2 separate regions of the Homo sapiens genome follow, and region 1 is linked to region 2. A link is an interaction called in ENCODE POLR2A ChIA-PET data of the cell type or tissue named here. Cell type or tissue: OCI-LY7. All regions are shown on one strand. Each heading gives the region's core, and the rest is flanking DNA. Links, peaks and the distances in the headings are about the cores only.

Region 1 (4,388 bases), core at 117-4,116, 150 kb after region 2:
GGGCCAACCACTCTCAGCCCTCAGTGCTTGCTTCAGTGCCATTCCTCGGGGAAGTCTTCCTTGAGGCCTACCCCCTGGGGCCCACGTCCAACCCTTCCATCATTTCCTGCCGCTGTTTTTGTTTTGTTTTGTTGAGACAGGGTCTTGCTTTATTGTCCAGGCTGGAGTGCAGTGGCACAATCTCAGCTCACTGCAGCCTCTGCCTCCTGGGTTCAAGCAATTCTCCCACCTCAGCCTCTCCAGTAGCTGGGACTACAGGCGCGCAACACCACACCTGGCTAATTTTTTTATTTTTAGTAGAGATGGGGTTTTACCACGTTGGCCAGGCTGGTCCCAAACTCCTGACCTCAGGTGATCCACCTGCCTTGGCCTCCCAAAGTTCTGGGATTACAGGCGTGAGCCACCATGCCTGGTCTCCTGCTGCTTTTCTAAGATGGTTCCTTCCTCACGATTATGGTGCTCTGTCTCCTTGTTTACTGTTTACTCTCTGACATCCCCACTCACTCCAAGGTGGAGGAGAAGAGGGGTTGTGGCTGGTTAGTTCTCTACTGGGTAAGGAAGCTTGGCTCATAATAAGGCCTCAATCAATACTTGGTTCAACAGGCGAATTCTATACCTGTTCCCCAACACACAAAAATAAAGCAAACACCCCAGCGCCCCCACCCCCAACTGCCCCACTCTGTTTCCTACAAGTTCAATGCAAATGCATGAGAAACGGCCTGTAACCCATGTCGGCTTCTAGGAAAGAAGTCTCCAGGGAGCTGGGGGGTTGAGGCCCTTTGTAATACACAACACACTGTCAAGAACTTAGACGAGAATTCTGAAACGTGGATTTCCCACATTTTATCAAAGTGCCAACATCTGTGGCCAGAATAGGAAACATAGGTCTCCAGGAGCCGACCAGGAAAATGCAGTCCATGCGCAATTCCATTCTCTATAGCATGGACTATTCCCAGAAGCACTGACTGCAGAGCCAATGCAGTGAAATTAAAAATGATCCACTTGGGAACATCAAATGAGGAGGGCAGGACATACATGCTGACTTGGCAAGTCTTCTAGCACAGTCTAAGGAGGAAAAGTTGTATGTGTATACGTGCACACGCACATACACACATACTGCGGCCTGGAACCTCAAGGCTCACAATGAAATCATTTAAAGAAAAAAAAGATCAGATAAAAAAGATCAGATCTAGCACCAGCCCAACACTAGGCCTATAAAAGGAGAGGTCGGCATTATCACCAGGCACGTGTCTGTTAGGACAGCTCCCGCCAACATCGAAATAGTGTACCTTCCTATTCTCTTGGTTACCTAGAAATCTGCTACACTGTTGGCCCAAAGAATGATCTTCATGTCCAACCCCGAGGTCGGCAGTTGTGGGGCTGACTGCTGAGGAATGTGGAATTCAGAGACAGCTGGGCAACGTGAAAACAGCCTCGAGCCAGGAGCTCTAGCCTGGATCCCCCATTTCCTGTCTATCAACTAGGAAAGCCTCACTTGGACTCCCTGAGCCAGTTTCCTGGCCATGTTGCTTAATAAATAAAGTGAATTTTAATAAGTAAGGCAGTGAACCACATAAAGCATCCTTATTCTTACACCAGTTGCTCCCTCCTTGACATCAGGGCAATCATTCTGGTCATTTATTGAACACTTATTACGTGCTTGCCTCTGCCAAAGATGAATATGCCCTGGTTTTTTAAATAAACAGATCATAGAGTGGAAGAAAAGTAATTATACATGACTCTGATTTTGCTTTCTGTGTTAGAAGTTGGGGCATGAGTGAGGGAGAGTGAGGAGAAGCGGCAATTTCAAACTAAATGCCTTTGACTTGAATAAATTCTCCAATGACTAAATGCATTCTGACGCCGTGTGGCATACGAAAATGACCACTGAACTATGTGCCAAAGAACAAGAGGATAAGTGCTGAAAGTAACTGGCAAGGCCCCAAGTTCTGCCTGGTGTTTCTCTGACAAACAGCGGAGAACCCTCAGTTCTGAATGAAGATCTGGGTTTCCTTTGAGTACGGGGGATTGGTTTCCACTCTGGCTACTGCAGACACAAAAGCCGAGGGGAGAAAAAAGACCCCCTGGTTCACTCCTAAGGCTGGGGCTCCAGAGAACAGCTCAGGCTGGGAGCACAGGAGGGAGGGAACCAGAGGAGGAAGCGCTCGGCTGTGCCGGCCCCGCCAGGCCCGGCTCATGGGCCAGGACATGCAAAACGCAGGGAGGTGGTGGGGGCATTCTGGGTGGATGTCTCCCACCTGATGCTGTGCATGGCAGGCCTGGCCAATCGACTGTTCTGAAAGTGCAGCTCCCCCTCCTCCCACAGCAGGCGGGGCTCTGCTTGCCGCAAGAGTCAGGGCAAGTCGGCCCAGAGAAAGCGCCCAGGGCCCCGCCAGGCCCCTCTGGTGTCTGCAGAGGAGATGGCAGCCCTTGGTGGTGGGAAACAGTGGTCAGCCGAGAGCAGAAACCAAAATTACACACAGGGAAAAACAGGAAGAGTCCATGAAATAAAAACAGCAGAGAAAGGTTTTGCATGTAACACCCACAGTGTCCTACTTTCACTTTCCCAGGAGAGAATTCTGTCATCCCCAGCCTGGGGCCAAATGTTTGCTCAGCATGCACACGAAGGCCTGCAGCCACCAAGGAACTCCAAACGGAGCTGGACTTGAACTCAGCGCTACCAGGGATGGGCCTGGTCCTCTCCACGGGGGTTTGTGGAGGTATAAGCTCGGACATCCCCCTTCAGAGGAGAGGGTCCCCCAACCTGAGCTGGTGACTTTGTGGACACTGGCAGCCCAGCCTTGAAAGTGGTGTTTGCAGGCCAGGTGGCCAGCAGGATTCTGGACAGGAGGCAATACTGGTCCTTCCGTGGGCACCCACACCGGGGAGCTCCTCATGAAGGTCCCCCAGGCAGAGCAGTCTTTGAACAAGCCCCCAGCCGGCCACCAACCCAGGTGGGGCAACTGACGGTGCAGCAAACGGAGCCTCCATTCCACGCTACTCACCATGTAGGAAGGGAAGATCAGAACGCGTTTGTGTTTGCCACAAGGCCACTGGGGGTCATCCAAGAGATTTGGGTCATAGTCCATAAAGTCTCCCAGGTCACTACCTGAAGATCACATGCAAAATGCAAAATGATAATTAGCGGCTCCGGACCCTCCCCAGCAGAGACAGCCAGGAGAATGCCAAGTATAGCTGGAATGAAGAAAGGCTGGCTTTAGGGCACTTAGCTCAACGTCACGGCACTCACTGACTTTTATTAGACATCTCCGTGTGCCAGTGAAGTGGATTCTCCTCTTAAAAGGGTTCACCAAATTGTTAACATCCTGACATTTTTTTCCATTTTAGAAAATTATGTCTTAATCTCCCTGGGCCAGGAGAGCAAAAAACTTCACACAGCGTGCAAGATGCAGAAGACACTCTCAGAGTGTGGCCCCGAAGAGGTTCCTTTTTCAAACTTGCAGATCAAATTTGGAGACGCCTGTGCAGCACGATTTGGTGCGAATACTTCCAGGCATGCTATTGTGTCCGTATGAATACAAATCAGAGCGGCCACCAAGGCACAGCTGCGAACGATCAGAGGTGGCCGGAACACTAGGACAGGGATTCAGAACTCAGCACTTGGGCAGACCTAGGGAACTTCACATCCACCTGGAATTTCCCTGAGAGTAGACACGGCACTGCTTCCTAAAGTGTTTTCTCCACGTGCCAGTTCTTACAAAGGTTTGATCAGCAAAGCTGGAAGCATGCAAGTCTTCCTTCAGCCGCCAACTCAGCTCACCCACCAAGATAGGCACAAAGGAAACTCTCACACCTGAACCTGCACTTCAGAGCCCAGATTTTTTTTTTTAAAGTCCGAATTGAGCACCATGAAAATATAGGACAGAACCAGGTCATTGTTGGGGGGAGCTGAGTGGTCAGGGAAGCTGGGAGACACAGCCATCTCTACATGGTGTGCACGGCCTTGGCGTCTCTCCACGTGGAAGCTCAGGCTGTCAACGACTGGGTCATCTGATTAGAGAGAAATCACCTGCGGCTTCATTGCGGGCCTGCATGGCTTGAGATCAGGCTTTCCTAAAAGTCATGTCACCTGCGAGCCCCTGTCTTCCAGTCTGCATCACAGGGAGACTCAATCCCCATGTAAATGGAGGCACCTCCCTCCCACCACGAGCTACCAGACCCAGCCAGGCCAAGGTTACCTGTGTCGAGGCTCCCCTGGGTGCCGCTTGCCCGGCCTATGGAGAGGCTGCGGTGGCTCAGGTTACGGAACTGGGAGAAAGAGGAGGTGGAGTCTATGGTATTTCTCCGGGCTCCAAAGGCATTTGTGGGTAACAGAAATTGGGTATAGGAAACAGTCTAAAAGGTGAAGACAAAAACAGGCCAGTGAT
Region 2 (4,388 bases), core at 220-4,219:
TTAGCTGGGCGTGGTGGTGTATGCCTGTAATCCCACCTACTCGGCAGAGTGGGGCAGGAGAGTTGCTTGAACCTGGGAGGCAGAGGTTGCCAAGATCGTGCCACTGCACTCCAGCCTGGGCAATAGAGTGAGACTCCGTCTCAAAAAAAAAAGGTGCAAACTGTCTTAATATTGTTTTTAATAGAGCCCTACACAGGCTGATAGAGTGCAACTGGTCAATTGTAGAGTAAGGGTCTTTAAAGCCTGTTAGCTTCTCAGTAGAAAAAATGGCTTGAGAAAATCAGATTTAAAATTTATTAAGCAGGAGTAGAAGAAAGCCTTTTTAAAAAAGGCATAGGTTTACTCTGAGTTCATCCATTTTAGTTCTTACCAGCTGTATTAGTCCATTCTCACACTGCTATAAAGAACTACCTGACAGGCCAGGCACGGTGGCCTGTGCCTGTAATCCCAGCACTTTGGGAGGCTAAGGCTGGCAGATCACTTGAGGTCAGGAGTTCGAGACCAACCTGGCCAACATGGTGAAACCTCGTCTCTACTAAAAATACAAAAATCAGCTGGGCTTCATGGCAGGGCCTGTAGTCCCAGCTACTCAGGAGGTTGAGGCAGGAGAATCACTTGAACCCGGGAGGTGGAGGTTGCAGTGAGCCAAGATGGCGCCACTGCACTCTGGCCTGGGTGACAGAGCAAGACTCCAACTCAAAAAAAAAAAAAAAAAAAAGAACTACTTGACTGGGTAATTTATGAAGAAAAGATGTTTAATTGACTCACAGTTCTGCAGGCTGTACAGGAAGCATGGCTGGAAGGCCTCAAGAAACTTACAATCATGGTGGAAGGTGAAGGGGAAGCAAGCACCTCTTACCATGGCGGAGCAGGAGAGAATGAAGGGAGAAGGGCCGCACACTTTTAAACAACCAGATCTTATGAGAACCACTATCATAAGAACAGCAAGGGGGACATCCACCCCCATGATTTAATCATCTCCCACCTGTTCTTTCTCCCAAAATTGGGAATTACAATTCGACATAAGATTTGGGTGGGGACACAGAGCCAAACCATATCAGCAGGTTTATTACTGGAGAAGCAAATGGCCAGGATTTGGAACACACCAGTCATATTGAACTTTGGACAATTGGAGGTCCCGGAAGTTTTCACTGTGGCTTGACATAATTTGTGCGTCACAACTCCAAGGCTAGAAGGTGTGGGCTTTGCTGTTAGACAGGCCTGGATTGGGGTCATGGCTTTGCCACTGAACCAGCTGTGAATACTCGAGCAAGTGGCCAGTCTTTCTCAGCCCCATTTTCATTGTTTATAAAATCAGGGTAATAGCATCTGGTAAGAGAGGTGCTGGGAGGAGGTTTAAATAAGAGAATACACATAAAATACTTAGCACTATGTTTAACACATTGTTGGTGGCTATTGTTAGTGTACTTTAAAATTAATTCTACATGTATAAATAGATCCTTTTCCAGAATCTGATCAGAGTAAGGGCCTAGGAAGATTGAGAAAACAGCCTGCAGGTCCTAAAATTGAGAAAATTAAGCCTTGTCGAAGTCTAAAGTTGGGTCTAGAATTATCTGACCTCATTACTGATTTTATAGCCAAGGAGGCAAAAAACATTTACATAAGGTCTTAATTCAGTAAGATCCAGCCCCCACTTTAATATTAGCTTCCATGTGTCATGTGATTAACCTGTCCAAGATTTTTTTTGCTGTCCTTTCAAGCCAAGAATTGGAAGGCCAGGGCCCAAGTTTGCCAAACATGGGCCTAATGGAGAAAGCCAACTTTAAAATATGTAATCTCTTTAATAATCTTAACAAACATGAAAAATAAGTTAAAATCTAAAAATTTAAGAGGAATAAAAAGAAACACAAAGATAAATGAAAAAATAGAAGCTAAAATAGTTCTATTTTAAAAGAAAAAAACAATTTGAGTTGAACTTTTAATGAAAGATAAAAATAGAAAATGTTTTTTTAAAAAGGTAAGAAAAATGTAAGGCAAGAACTCAGAAATGAAACAGTGCGAGTTAGAACAGATTACTAAAATGGCACAGCTATATAAAGCTATAGAAGTTTTAAAAACAAGGTAAAAATATGTCCTCCGTAAAGATAAAGAATAAATTCATCTGAAAGTAGGCAAGCGGCATAATTTTGAAGCAGGTCCTCTAAACTGGAGCAGTTTACCCAGGTTGGTCCTCTGCAGAGGCTGCTGAGGGCGGGGCTACCAGTTAATGTTATTGACACCCTTTGTGCAGTGCTGCTGAGCCACTCATCAAGGTCCTTAACCTATAGTATTTGGGTCGTTCCTCTTGGCAGCTCCAGGCTATGGGGTATTGTTATCCCTGCTTTACAGGGGAGGAAACAAAAGTTTGGATGCAGACCTTGCCCCACTAGCAGGTGGTGGAGCTGGAGCCCAGAGTGATGACAAAACCTATGCTCTTATTTTCATTTTCTGCCTTCCAGGAAGCATCATTATCATTATCAACAATAAAGACAACAGGCCAGGGGCAGTGGCTCACACCTGTAATCCCAGCACTTTGGAGGCCAAGGCAGGTGGATCACTTGAGGCCAGGAGTTCGAGACCAGCCTGGCCAACATGGTGAAACCCCGATTCTACTAAAAAAATACAAAAATTAACCGGGCGTGGTTGCAGGTGCCTATAGTCCCAGCTACTTGGGAGGCTAAGGCAGGAGAATTGCTTGAACCCAGGAGGTGGAGGTTGCAGTGAGCCGAGATGGCACCACTGCGCTCCAGCCCAGGCGGCAGAGCGAGACTCTGTCTCAAAAAACAAAAATGAAAAACAAGGCAACAGAATTCCTCTCCTCCTCATTCTCCCCCCTCACCTTGTCAAGGCTACCTATCCATTAGGAGAGTATGCCACTCTTAACAAATGTCCCAGCAATGGGAAATGTGCAGTAGGTACCAGTATATCCTAATAATGCACTGTTACATTTTTTATATTTTCTCCTTTTTTTTTTTTTTTTTTTGGTGAGAGTTTATCCAGTTATTCAAATATTTACTTCAGTTCAGTCTCCTAAATATTTCTTTGATGTGGCCCCTTTCCTCCATCTTCGCTGCCAGTACCAAGTTCAGGTCACCATCCTGTCCTTCCTTGTGTTCATTTCCTGTGGCTACTGTAATAAATTACCACATACTTGGGTGACTTAAAACAACAGAAATGTATCCTTCATAGTTCTGGAGGCCAGAAGTTTGAAATCAAGGTGTGGGCAGGGCTGGGCCCGGTCCTGAGCCTCTAGGGGATAATCTGTTCCTGGCCTCTTTCAGCTTCTGGTGGCCACGGCATTGCCCAGCTTGTGGCTGCATCACTCCAGTCTCTGCCTCTGTGGTCACATTGCCCCTTCTCTGTGCATGTCAACCTGCCTCCTCTTATAAGGATATGTGTGACTGCATTTAGGGCCCACCCAATAATCCAGGATAATCTCCTGTCTCAAGATCTTCAATTTACTCACATTTGCAAAGATCCTTTGTTGCCATAGCAGACAACATTTACAGGTTCCAGGGATTGGAATGTGGATGTCTTTTAGGGGACCATTTTTCTTTCTTTTTTTTTTTTTTTTTTTTTTTGAGACAGAGTCTCGCTCTGTCACCCAGGCTGGAGTGCGATCTCAGCTCACTGCAAGTTCTGCCTCCTGGGTTCATGCCATTCTCCTGCCTCAGCCTCCCAAGTAGCTGGGACTACAGGCAACTGCCACCATGCTCGGCTAATTTTTTTTGTATTTTTAGTAGAGACGGGATTTCACCATGTTAGCCAGGATGGGCTCGATCTCCTGACCTCGTGATTCACTCTTCTCGGCCTCCCAAAGTGCTGGGATTACAGGTGTGAGCCACCACGCCCGGCCTTAGGGGGCCATTTTTCATCCTATGGCGCCCCTAGACTTTTGCAGCCCTCTCTGCCTCCTGTCTTCCACCCTGCAGCCCAAGTTCCTCTAAACATGCAGATCGTGTTATGGTCAGCTTTAAAACTCTTCACTGGTTCCTGGGTCCCTCAGAACCATCCTGTTTCCCAGTGTGGCCTGTGAATACCTCTCTACCTTCCTGTCCCTCACGTCCCCCTTCCTCATTATGTTCCACCCATGCCCCACTTCTTCCCATTCCCCGGAGAAGATGGATCCGCTCTCTCCTCTGGATCTTGGTGTGCCCCTCTGCCTGGGCCACTTTGCCACCTCCCTGCTTTTTGTTTGGCCCATGCCAGTTCATCGTTCAGTTCTCATTCCTTCACTTCACTTTGTAGTCCAAGTCCTCTTGGACTTCACTTCCTCTAAGAAAGCTTGCTCTGCGTGTGCCGGGCGGGGTGCACTTTTGCCCCATCTGAGCTCTCGCCTGAGGGGGCATGTTTACCTTGTCATGGGATGTGTTCTCTGTACCGGATGC

What was found. Peaks named below come from ENCODE experiments on the same cell type or tissue, not always from the same donor. Only the 100,000 strongest peaks of a DNase experiment are listed, where the experiment ranks them.
Region 1: POLR2A ChIA-PET joins it to region 2 with 5 read pairs; 6 of 35 experiments call an interaction of 5 or more read pairs at or near these places.

Annotation. Positions count from the first base shown.
Region 1 is chr18:23,235,863-23,240,250 of GRCh38, reverse strand. It overlaps CABLES1 (Cdk5 and Abl enzyme substrate 1), which reads right to left. Exons shown (of 10, transcript NM_001100619.3): 6 at 4,200-4,356; 7 at 3,006-3,109. It also overlaps a transcript of SLC35D4 not described here. Among named protein-coding and RNA genes, the nearest start is that of CABLES1, 100 kb to the right of the region's middle. RefSeq lists enhancers at 2,359-2,478, 2,489-2,678. In OCI-LY7, for the core only: CTCF peaks have their summits at 2,231 and 2,437; DNase peaks (open chromatin) are centred at 730 and 2,280; H3K4me3 peaks cover 2,519 bases; H3K27ac peaks cover 3,028 bases.
Region 2 is chr18:23,385,318-23,389,705 of GRCh38, reverse strand. The region is part of intron 4 of SLC35D4 (solute carrier family 35 member D4); the gene reads left to right. Among named protein-coding and RNA genes, the nearest start is that of SLC35D4, 50 kb to the left of the region's middle. In OCI-LY7, for the core only: no CTCF peak of the experiment used is centred there; no DNase peak of the experiment used is centred there; H3K27ac peaks cover 270 bases.